3 separate regions of the Homo sapiens genome follow, and all the other regions are linked to region 2. The links are chromatin contacts, found by Hi-C or POLR2A ChIA-PET in ENCODE. All regions are on one chromosome and are shown on one strand. The core of a region is the stretch at or near the end of the contact, and the rest is flanking DNA. Distances in the headings are between cores, read along the strand shown.

Region 1 (3,873 bases), core at 18-2,517, 35 kb after region 2:
TCTGGCCTACGTGGCCTCCTGGCCTGGAGACGCTGTGCCTGGTCGGGGACCTGGTCTGGTGGGGTTTTCTCTCAGCTGTGTGCTCCCCCAGGCCTGATGGAGCCCAGCCTCCCGGGCACTGACAATCAGGTTAAAAGAAAGCACCAATGGGCGGCAGGGTGCAGTGCCTCTTCGCCACCAAGACTTCACCCGTTCACTGACCTCCTCTTCCTCCTGTTCCTGGGAGCCACCATGAGTCCAAGCACTGCCGGATGGTGCAGAGAACAGCAGCCCAAGTCTAGTGTGCTGACCGGCGGCAGCCTGCGCTGCGGCTGAGGATGAAATCACCGTGTTCGAATCCCAGCTCTGAGGGCCAGCCGGAGTGGCCCAGATGTTTCCACTCAGGGTTTGGCAAAGGCACCGCCAGGAGGAGGACAAGAGCGGAGAAAGGCGACTGCCTGAGTGCGGCGGGAAGTTGGGAGCTGCTGCCCTTCAGACAGCTGCCGTTGGAGCTCCCCGAGGGTTCCTTTGGATCAGCCCTGGCCCGAGACCTTTCCAGGGAGGCAGGCTCCTAGTGGCTCTTCTGAGCACCCATCGTTTGTAACCACAGAACCAGGGCACAGAGCCCAGGGGACAGAGTTGTGTGCTGCCCGAGGAAACAAGGATCTGTAGGCTGAAGCAGCTCTCGGGCATGCCGCCGCCACGGAGGGTCCCCGGAGAACAGGAGCCTTCAGGGTTTGGTGGTGTCTGTGGAAGGAGTTCCTAGGTGGCCAGAATTCAGAAAGACAGCACGAGGGGTCGAGGCTGCCCCAGGAACCCTCAACCCACCCTGTATCAGTGTGAATTTACAGGAGTGCCACAGGTTTGAAGCAGCCCAACTTTAATGCTTTAAACTCAGTGATTCATTGGTGGAAATCTTGTCTCACTCCATGAGGATTTGAGGTGGTTCTCGGGAAACTGTACAGTGAAGAATTAAAGTGAGAAGACACTAGGAAAACCCTGAGCCAGATGCTCGGGAACTGGAGCATGGAGATGGTTACACAACCTTGGGAATCTACTCAATGCCCCCGAACTGCACAGAGCAAAGTGGTTAAAGTGGTACATTTTATGTATTCTCCTGCAATAAAAAGACAAAAAAAAGCAAAACCAAAACAAAACAAGAAAACAACTCTGGGCTGGGGAAAATTCCAACTAGAGCGGGGAGAAGGAGAAGACAGAGCCGGGCCCAAGTCCTCCCAGCTGGTGGGGTGGAGCTGTGGCTCGCGGCCCCCTCTTCTGCCTGCAGCCAAAGGGAAAAGAAAACTGTCCATTTGCCGTCATTCTGAAAAGATAAATTGACCTGCTACGTGCCAGGCCCTGTGCTGGAGGCATGACACTGATGATGAAACCAAAACAGTCCCACCCTCAGGGAGCCCCCGCTGTGGGGAGCCCCCGTACACTTGTCCCTCTTCATGGGGACAGCAATGTGAGTTCCTCCAGGTGGAAGTCCGTTTTCAGGCAGTGAGTCTCCAAGAGATTTCACACAACCTTGTGGGGAACGGGGCTGTGGGACCATGCATGGCCCAGACGGGGCCCTAGAAACAAGCTAAGAAGAGAGACCTGGTGGTCCGGCGGTGGAACTGGGACAATGGAGTGGAACGTCCAACCATGCCAGGAGGTGAGTCACTGAGTGAAAGGGTGGAAGGCCCAGGGTGATGGAGAGGGGACATCAGATGGCAGCAGCAGAGGTTCCCGAAGCTTTCTGGAGCCAGGGAAGGTCTGTGTGTGCAGGAAGGGTGATGAGGGCTGGAGGCTGCCGGGCTCTCTGGGAGGGAGGGGCTGAGCTGCTCAGGGGAAGAACATCCGGGAAGCCCAGCTTGAGAATCGGAGCCGCCTGTAATCCCAGCACTTTGGGAGGCCGAGGTGGGTGGATTATGAGGTCAGGAGATCGAGACCATCCTAGCTAACACAGTGAAACCCCGTCTCTACTAAAAATACAAAAAATTAGCCAGGCGTGGTGGCGGGTTCCTGTAGTCCCAGCTACTAAGGAGGCTGAGGCAGGAGAATAGCATGAACCTGGGAGGCGGAGCTTGCAGTGAGCTGAGATTGCGCCACTGCACTCCAGCCTGGCCGACAGTGTGAGACTCCGTCTCAAAAAAAAAAAAAAAAAGAATCGGAGCCTCTCCCATGGGCAGGCCCCGTGGGGAAAGGGCCACATGCAGAGATGCATTGCAGAAGGTCTCAGAAGACCAAGGCTCGTTGGGAGCAGGGTTTGGGGACTTCCCTTGGGGATAGGAGGAACCACCAGCAAGTGCAGGAGGCTTCACGTAGGCATCTAGCTTGTGAGGAAGGAGCAACTGATGAGCGGATACATGTGCCTCCTCACTTGGCATCATGTTTTCCATGTCATTCTTATTGAAGCATGAATCAGAGCTCCATTCCTCTTCATGGCTGAGTAATACTCCATCAAATGGGTGGAATACATTTTATTTATCCATTCGTCAATCATCTTAGGAGGAAGCGTCCCCATTCTGTGCATAAGGAAGAGATTGAATAACTCACTGATGGCTTCACACTGCTGCATGGTGGAGCTGGGATTTGAGCCCTCCTCTGTCCAAGTCAAAGCCTTTGTCCTGTGATGAGGCTCTAGTGGAAATCGCCCAAACACCTAGAAGATCTGGACAAATTGCAACAAACATCCCCTCAAAGGCATAAATGATTGCAGAAAAAAATAACCTTTCTGAGAGGGAGGGTGAGGAAGCAGGCATTGAAAACCAAGCAGAGCGTGACCCATGAGCCCTTGGGACTCCTTGGGATCATTGCCGAAACCAGCTCCTGGAATTAGAGATGGGGGCAAGGTCTGGGCCAGTAGTGCGTGGAGAGTCAGGTCTCCGATGAAAGAGGAGGTTGGATCTCTGGAAGGGTGACAGCCCTGGGGAAAGAGTGGTCTGTTTTCTGGGACAGTTTTGTTGAGATACAATTCACATCCCAGGCAACCCACCCACTGAAGGTGTCCCCAGTCTATGATTTTTACCATATTCACAAGGTTGTGCAACCAGCACCTCAACATAATCTTAGAACATCTTCATCCCTTCGAGAGGAAACCCCATTCACATTCTCCTGACTCCTTCCCTCAGCAGTCATGAATCTACTTTTGGTCTCCATGGATTTGCCAATTCTGGGCATTTCATATAATGGGAATCAGGCAGTATGTGGCCTTTTGTGTCTGTCTGCTTTCACTCAGTGTCATGCTCTCAAGGTTCATTCTTGTTGTAGCATGGATCAGTACTCTGGGCCTTTTGATGGCTAATACTCCATTGTATGGGTGTAATACATTTTATTTATCCATTCATCAATTGGTGAACATGGGGGTTATTTTCACTTTTTGGCAGCTACAAATAATGCTTCCATGAACACCCATGTGCAAATTTTTGTGTGAATGGACATTTTCATTTCAGAAGTTGAATTTCTTGATTATGTGTTAACTCTATGTTTAATTCTGTGAGGAACTGCCAGACTGTTCTCTCACAGTGGCTGCGTTATTTTACATTCCCTCCAGCAGTCTATACAAGTTCTGATTCCTTTACCCGCTCACCAACACTGGTTATCATCTGTCTTTTCTGTAACAGCCATCCCAGTGGGTGTGAAGAGGTATCTCATTGTTGTTTTGATTTGCATTTCCCTGACAGTGAATGACGTTGAGCATCTCTTCATGTGCTTGCTGGCCATTTGCAAATCTCCTGAATAGACATTCAGATCCTTTTCCCTTTTAAAAATTACATTATTTGTCTTTTTATTATTGTGGTTGAAGAGTTCTTTCTATATTTTGAATATACAAGTCCTTAATCAGGAATGTCATTTGCAATGATTTTCTCCTATTTTGTGGGTTATCTTTTCATTTTCGTGACATCATTA
Region 2 (3,618 bases), core at 625-3,124:
GATTACATCCCATCTTTAGAAGAGACAGGCAGTGGGGACCTGAGAATCAACCTCCTGAGAATCAGCAGAGGATTCTGGGCTCCACTTGTGTGTGTGGAGGACGGGCCTCTGTTCCGGCATGGAGGCCTCCTTTCTGCATGAGTGTCCTGATAGGCCTCAGGCCTGTGTCCAAATCTTCACTGCTCTGCCTGGGATCCTGGGCAAGTTATTGACACTTCAGAGCCTTCCACGTGCACAATCCTGGTGCTTAGATTGGTTCGTTGGGAGGAATCTGTGAGATACGGGGTGGTGGAGAGCATTTAGCCGGGGATCTGGCCAGAGTAACTGCTCAATAAGGATACCCAAGAATAGGCCGGGTGCGGCGGCTCACGCCTGTCATCCCAGCACTTTGGGAGGCCAAGGCGGGTGGATCACTTGAGGTCAGGAGTTCAAGACCAGCCTGGCCAACATGGTGAAACCCCGTTTCTACTAAAAATACAAAAATTAGCCAGGTGGGGTGGCAGGTGCCTGTCATCCCAGCTACTTGGGAGGCAGAGGCATGAGAATCACTTAAACCTGGGAGGTGGAGGTTACAGTGAGCCGAGATGGCACCACTGCACTCCAGCCTGGGTGACAGAGGGGCTCTGTCTCTAAAAAAAAAAAATATAAAAAAGATACCCAAGAATAACAAAAAGAGAGAGGCGGGGCTGGAGTATTCTGTTATTGTGTCTCTGCGTGTGCCACACCATCCTGCCTCGTGCTGTGTGCCTCTGGGTGTCAGGGGCTCTGCCACTTCCTCTCGCCCGAGAGCTCACTGGAGGCTGGGAGGTCAGAGGAGGAATGGACCCTACCCCAAGCACCAGGCTGGATCAGAGCACATGGGCCACGTCGCTTCCTCTTATCAGAGGAAACTGCAGAAACAGCGACAGCCTCTTTGCCCTGTTCCTGGGGCGTGACCTGCTCCGTGAATTCGGTGTCTGACTCTCCTGTCTTTCTTTTCTCATCGGCGTGCTCGCAATCCTGGGTCTGGGTTCTCTCTGTGGATGAAGAAGGGGATCTGAGCTAGAAGCAGGATAATCTGAGCTAGAAGCAGGATCCGTCTGTGGTCAGAAATTGGCTCCTGGGACAGCTGGGGGGAGTGGCCATGACCAGGGCTGTCTTTTATTGAGCCCAGAGCCTTTTGGACGGGGGTACATCACAAAGTCATTTCCGCGTATGGATGGCCTACTAGGTGCCGGGCGCAGTGCGTCTGCTGACTCTCTGAAAGGAGAGTTTGTTTGTTTTCTATTTTATAGATGAGGGGACTGTGGAGTCAGTGGTAAAATGATTTGCTGTGGTTTGAACCCACGTCTGACCCCAGAGCCACTGTAACCCCTCCAGTATCCCGACCACTTCTTCCTGCCTCCACCTGCCTCTCAGGCCCTCCGGCCACGGTGCAGGAGGTGCTGGGTAAGTATTTGTCACCTGATTGTCAGAGGACAAGCCATTGCTAACTTGGGTGAAATTCTGCCCAAGTCCTGACAAGAAAATGGGCCACGGGCTCGGGATGTCGGACTTGCATTTTCTTGGAGGCTGATGGTGGTGCCCCTCGCCTGGCCCTTGCCTGGGCTACCCCTGGAGGTCTTGACCCGTGAGGCTGGGAGGTCAGAGGAGGAATGGACCCTACCCCAAGCACCAGGCCGGATCAGAGAAGAGGAGGCCTCCAGCTAAAGCCTGCATGACCCGCAAGAAGAGGAGGCCTCCAGCTAAAGCCTGATCTGCCTCTGAAGAATTTTCAATATGAGCATTAAGAAACAGTCCATATGGTTCAGAAAAGCCTGCTCACGCCCTTCCCAGCATCTGCTGCTGATTAAGGATAAGTGAGTTCACCCGGGGGCCCTGAGCACTGCTGGTTTGCGTGTTCTCTACATGGACAGCTGGGATTAAAGCGAGCTCCAGGGTTTTGTGCAATCCTTTAAGATAAGGAGTCCATTTGGGCTTTTGAGCAGATTGCTCCATGCAGCTGAAGTACTCCTGAGAGTCCGGAGTCAGAGCGGAGCCCACACCTCCTGGGTGGGGAGCTCGCAGGGAACGCGGGGCCAGTGAGGACCGCATTCCATTCACTAGTCCATTCATTCCCTTAGCCAGGTTCTTGCTCTGGGCTGGGTGCCCTGCACGGTGCTGAGGATACAGCGGGGAAAAAACCAAAACAGAACAAATCCAACCCAACCTGCTCCGGCCCCAACAAGCTAACAGCCTGGAGGTGTTAGCCAAGTGACCCGAGAACCAAGAGTGTAACATGGGCCATGCCAAGAGGGCGGGCACTCAGTTCTGTGGGGGCCAGAGTTGCCTCGGAGGTCAGAGAGGGCTTCCTGGAGGAAGCGGCATCTGAGTCAAGATTTTGAGGGATGAGTAGGAGTTAGTGAGGTGGAGAGCTGGGGCCGTAGCCTCGCCTCCGAGACAGAGGAGACAGGCTGTGCTCTGTGGCAGGAGGGAGTGGGGCCAGTGCCTGGGGTCTGCACAGACCAGGGAGTTGGTGACCCAGGACAGCAGGGAGGAGGTGGGGCCGGGGGCAGGGCCGCACGGTGGAAGCACCGAGGGGATTTCGACAATGACCACCCCCCTATCCCCTAGAGGGAGAGCTGGGAGCCAGGCTGCAGTAATGTCCCGGGGCCAGTTGTGGAGTTAACCCTTTAGTCCCTTTGAGACCCCGGTGTTTGGGGGATGGGGGTGGGGAAGTGACTGTGTACTGACCCTGACCTGTAAGGCAGTATTTCAATATCTGAAACCCTGGCCCAGCAGTCCTGGCGGCCCAGCCGCGTTGAAACCCTGGGAGCAAATGGCAGGATTCTAAGTGTGAGTGGAGAGTGTGGGGTGGGATGAAGGTGGGGCAGGGACGTCACCAGCTGCCACTCGGCTAAGCTCCCCTGACCGCAGGGTGAGGACAGAGCACACACCACCAGGTCAGAGGCTCCCGCCATCCTGTGGATGAGAGAAGGCACTGGGTGCTGGGATCAGGGTGACGGGGGGAAGACGGACCGAGGGAGCGGCATCCTGGCAGTGCCCCGGGAGGGCTGCCCTTGCCTTTGCCTGGTGAAGTCCCCTTTGAAGCCTCTTTCCAGGCACCCCGTTTGTTGAGCCTTGCCCTGGATTTTCACTGCTTAACAAAGTCTAGTTAGTAGCTGCCTTCAGACAGGCTGGGTGGGGCTTGGCCCCTGCACCTGCAGTGTCTGCCACAGTCGCATCTGTGGTTCATTCTGGAAAACCATCAGCCGGAGCCACCTGCAGTTTTCTTCTCTTTTTCAGATGCGACTAACACTGCCCTTGTCAGGACCGCCCTTGTCAGGACAGCCTGCAGGGTCCTTAGTCTCAGGTGGCGTCCCTGCAAAGCAGACCCCGAGACAAGGGTCTGGGCACAAGTGGCTGTTCTGGAGGGGAGTCTAGGATTTGCTGCGAGGCACCGGGGGAAGCAGGATGGGAAGCAGGGAGCCCGCAAAGCAACTCAGCCTGCTGGGGACCCTCCGAGAACAGAGGCCCATGATGTGCCGAGTGGTCCTGCTGGGATGGTGGATGGCGTTGGGATGGTGAATGGCACTGGGGTGGTGGATGGCACTGGGGTGGTGGTTGGTGCTGGGGTGGTGGATGGTGCTGCGGTGGTGA
Region 3 (3,796 bases), core at 153-2,652, 36 kb before region 2:
AGAGATGCCCAGTTTGCTGGTTCGAGGCTATGTCCTTTCACGGCGCTAAACCCTGACCTCGGGTATCGCTGCCTGGCTGAGTTCTGTGAGCCAGTCCAGCACGTCCCTGAGCCTGAGGGTGGTTTGGGGACCCTGAACTGCAGTGTCAGCATTTCCATGGATGGGTTCTGAAGGCAGGTGATGAGGAGGTGTCAGCCTGGGTTGACTACGAACTTTCAAGTCCTATTTCTGAAACAGCCCTTGGAAGGTTCGGGGGCCATTTTACCCCCTCTAGACATTTTGCTGAGCCTTTGCCTGGCCTTGACACCTGTCTCCACCTGTCCACGTTCCCAGCTCTGCCCACCAGGGACTGTGCCTACACCCAGGGATGGCCTAGGTCAGAGAGGGACAGGCTGTGGACTGAGGTCAGGCGTGAGCCAGCCCTGCCTGCCCCCTACAGTTGGGAATCCTCTGGGCGAGGGAGGCAGACAGGACAGAGGGATGCCGCAGGGGAAACCTACAGGTGTCCCCTTTCCCTGGAAATGGCGGACCTCCTTCTCCAGAGACCCTCACGTGCGTCTCTCTCAGGGACGCCTTGGGCCCCCACGGCGTTTGTGCCCAGCTGCCAGGCCTCTGATAAAGCCGCTTCCTCGCCTCGGCCCCCCTTCCCTGCCTGTGCCTCAGGAAACCCTGGGCCTCCTTCAAGGCCCTTCCCCTGTAAGCCCCTCCGTGTCGGGCTCTGCTGTGTCTTCCGAGACCACACCTGTCCTAGGTGCCTGGGTCCAGGTGAGGCGCTCCCTGCTGCCAGCAGTGGACAGAGACTGGTTTTAATTAAAGCTCCCAGCAACCACCCCTATCGCCGTGGAAACAGAGGTTCCGGTGGAGACGTGGCTCCCAGGCCACACGTGTAAGTAGCGCAGCTGGGAGTGGCGCCCGGAGCAGCCCGAACCCAAAGGCTGATCTTGACCGAGGTGCCCTGCTCCTTCCCGGCCGCGGTCTCCACTCGGCCCACTGCTGGGCCAGGGCCGCAGCGGCCGGAAGGGGCTGTCCCTCATGCACCGTGGCCCTCCGGCCTTGTCTCTCAGCGCCCAGACCCCAGGCACAAGGAGGCAGGGGGCTGGGACCTGCCTGGAGCCTGCTGCCCCAGCTGCTGACGTGGTCGCCCCCGCCCACCCTGTAGACGTGGCCGCCCCCACCCTGCCACGTCGCCACTTCCACCCTGCAGGCAGGAAGCTGCACGCTCTCGCTCTCTTTGTGTAACTTTTGGAGGGTTGTAGTTGCAGGAAACATCTGGATGTGGCCCAAGGAACATAATAAAAAAAAAAGGGAGAGCCGCGGGGAGAAGGCAGGGCTGGGGGAGGTTTGCAAAAGCCATCTGATTTCACTTTGCAAAGACAACTGCAATTATGCCTCTGAGGGTTTGCAGTCACTTCACATTCTAGCCATGCGGTGACGTCAGTGGGAAACTATGAAGCTCGCGGACTGCGTGGTGACACACACCCCACGAAACATGGCTCGGGCCAGCTGCCGGCCATGCTCCAGCCCGACAGCCCACCAACAGGGGTCTCTCCCAGAAGGAGGGAAGCTGTAGCTGGGAGAGGGGGTCCCTAACTTTGGACATGCTGGGTTGTCCCCAATCGCCCTCCGAGCTCCAGCTGTGCCTTCCCCTGCTCAGCCTGCATCTACCCCATCTGACCCCACAGGCTCCTGGACAGAAATGGCCCGGCCTTGCCTAGAGCTAAGCTTCCACTCCAAGGCAGAGCTATGGGGGTCCGGGCTGGCAGGGGGGCCATGGCCAGGCCCTCAGGGCTCCCTGCTTTCCAATGGCCCCAGGATCAGCGGTTTCCACAGTGTCCTGTAGCATGCGGCTGGGTGTCTCCATCGTCCCAGCATCCTGTGGGGTGGGCCGAGGGTCTGTGTCCCTCTATGTCCCGTGGGGTGGACCCCGGGTCTGTGTCCCCCTGTGTCCTGTAGGGTATGGCTGGGGTCTGAGTACCTCTGTGTCCTGTTGGGTGGAGCTGGGGTCTGTGTCCCTCTATGTCCTGTGGGGTGGGGCCGTGGTCTGTGTCCCCCTGTGTCCTGTCAGCTGGGGCTGGGGTCTGTGTCCCTCTGTGTCCTGTGTGGTGGGGCCGGGGTCTGTGTCCCCCTGTGTCCTGTCTGGTGGAGCTGGGGTCTGTGTCCCTCTGTGTCCTGTGTGGTGGGGCCAGTGTCTGTGTCCCCCTGTGTCCTGTCGGGTGGAGCCGGGGTCTGTGTCCATCTGTGTCCTGTGTGGTGGGGCCGGGGTCTGTGTCCATCTGTGTCCTGTGGGGTGGGCCGGGGTCTGTGTCCCTCTGGGTCCTGTGGGGTGGGGCCGGGGTCTGTGTCCCCCTGTGTCCTGTGTGGTGGGGCTGGGGTCTGTGTCCCCCTGTGTCCTGTCGGGTGGAGCTGGGGTCTGTGTCCCTCTGTGTCCTGTGGGGTGGGGCCAGTGTCTGTGTCCCCCTGTGTCCTGTGGGGTGGGGCCGGGGTCTGTGTCCCTCTGTGTCCTGTGGGGTGGGGCCGGGGTCTGTGTCTCTCACAGTGTCCCCAGCTTCTGGTCACTATCTCTGTCCCTCCTGCCCTGGGGTCATCCTGAGCTGGGTCCTGCCTGCCCTGAAATCTCAGGAGCTGGGGTGGTTCTCTCTGCTGCTTCTCTGCCCAAGAGTCCAAGGGCTTCCCAGGGACAGTGCTGCACCCTGATGGAGCCCAGGCCTCTGGGCGAAGGACACAGCCTCTCCCAGACCTGCCCCAGACCCCTGAGGCTTTTTAGTGCAAGGGGACCCCCAGGGCAGGAAGGGTTTGCCTGCCACGTGGCAAGTACTTCTGCCTTGAGGCCGTCACAGACAGGGTCTCTGGACTGTGGTGTAGTGTCCTGTCATCTCCAGGTGTAGTCTCAGAAACGCCTTGAAATGAAGCCTGAAGGGGAAGCCCAGTTCCATGGTGTGGACGAGCGTGTCTGCCGGAGGCCTCGGAGTCGCATCCACCGGTGTTTATTGACAGCTGACTGGTGCTGTGCCCTGAGACCCAGGCCCTGCCCTCTGGCACTCAGTCTACCAGGGGCCAAGGCCTGCACCCTCCCTCTGGGCTCACCTTGGTCAAGCCTCTGGTGGACTTTTAAGGCCCACGGGGAACCCCCCCACAGACCCCCTTCCCACTCTGCAGGTGGGCCGCTGAGGCCTCTGCAGACGGGCCTGAGCAGCAGGGCCTGTGCTTGTCGAGGCCCCATGGCTCCCGCCATGGCCAGGGTGAGATGCAGAGGGCCACGGAGCCTGCGGTGGGGCCCTGGGGTTTGACACTGGGGCCCTGCCTGGAATGGGGCCTTGGTGTGATGGGAGCTGGGGGTGGGGTGGAGCCTGCCTGGGCCGAGGGGCTGTCTGGTCGGGAGCGATTCTTCAGCAGCAGAGACTTGAGTCATGGCTGGGGCCTCCTGGCCTCTGGGGGGACCTTAAGACATTTTTTCCATGGAAAGTAGCTGCTGGCTCTCTGCTTACCGGGGAGCTCTCTGTCCCCTCCCACTGCCTGCTGAGGGTTTGGTGGGGGCTGCTTCACTTCTTTGCTGGACTTTCCACTGGCCTGGATGGGCCGAGAGCTCCAGGCAGGGACCGGACAGCCAGACTCTGGACCCAGTCCCAGCCTGCAAGTGCCTGTCCTCTGAGCCTGAGTTTTGCCTTCTGCCAGGGTGAGGGCTCTGGGTGAGGCTAGACGCTGAATGGCAAGGACTGGGCTGTGATGGGACGCTGGGCTCCAGGTCTCTGTTAACTCTTTAAGGGAAAGGTGGGGCGGGATATGGAGGGAGTGGCGC

What was found. A loop is a pair of places that touch in the nucleus more often than their neighbours do. ChIA-PET counts read pairs that join two places held with the same protein, here RNA polymerase II (POLR2A). Pooled maps may share reads with other maps.
Region 1: a loop to region 2 is called in a map of heart right ventricle, with 2.6 times the contacts of the local background. The contact joins two enhancer-like sites. A Hi-C loop is called at or near these places in 2 of 168 maps with a recorded cell type or tissue (IMR-90 and heart right ventricle), 1 of 37 single-sample maps with no recorded cell type and 2 of 50 pooled maps. POLR2A ChIA-PET finds 5 or more read pairs at or near these places in 3 of 52 experiments (AG04450, HEK293T and PC-3).
Region 3: a loop to region 2 is called in a map of IMR-90, with 6 times the contacts of the local background. The contact joins two enhancer-like sites. A Hi-C loop is called at or near these places in 4 of 168 maps with a recorded cell type or tissue (IMR-90, ascending aorta, chondrocyte and 1 more) and 5 of 50 pooled maps. POLR2A ChIA-PET finds 5 or more read pairs at or near these places in 6 of 52 experiments (AG04449, AG04450, BJ and 3 more).

The regions. Positions count from the first base shown.
Region 1 is chr9:134,525,649-134,529,521 of GRCh38, forward strand. The region is part of intron 2 of LOC100506532 (a long non-coding RNA gene); the gene reads left to right. Among named protein-coding and RNA genes, the nearest start is that of COL5A1, 110 kb to the right of the region's middle. Within about 2 kb of position 1,268, at least 8 of the 41 ENCODE cell types and tissues checked have a DNase peak (open chromatin) inside an H3K27ac peak, as active enhancers do.
Region 2 is chr9:134,490,537-134,494,154 of GRCh38, forward strand. All of the region lies in intron 1 of LOC100506532 (a long non-coding RNA gene), which reads left to right. Among named protein-coding and RNA genes, the nearest start is that of MIR4669, 110 kb to the left of the region's middle. RefSeq lists an enhancer at 2,638-3,260. Within about 2 kb of position 1,875, at least 3 of the 41 ENCODE cell types and tissues checked have a DNase peak (open chromatin) inside an H3K27ac peak, as active enhancers do.
Region 3 is chr9:134,455,194-134,458,989 of GRCh38, forward strand. The region is part of intron 1 of LOC105376311 (a long non-coding RNA gene); the gene reads left to right. Among named protein-coding and RNA genes, the nearest start is that of MIR4669, 78 kb to the left of the region's middle. RefSeq lists enhancers at 335-1,272, 1,273-2,209. Within about 2 kb of position 1,403, at least 35 of the 41 ENCODE cell types and tissues checked have a DNase peak (open chromatin) inside an H3K27ac peak, as active enhancers do.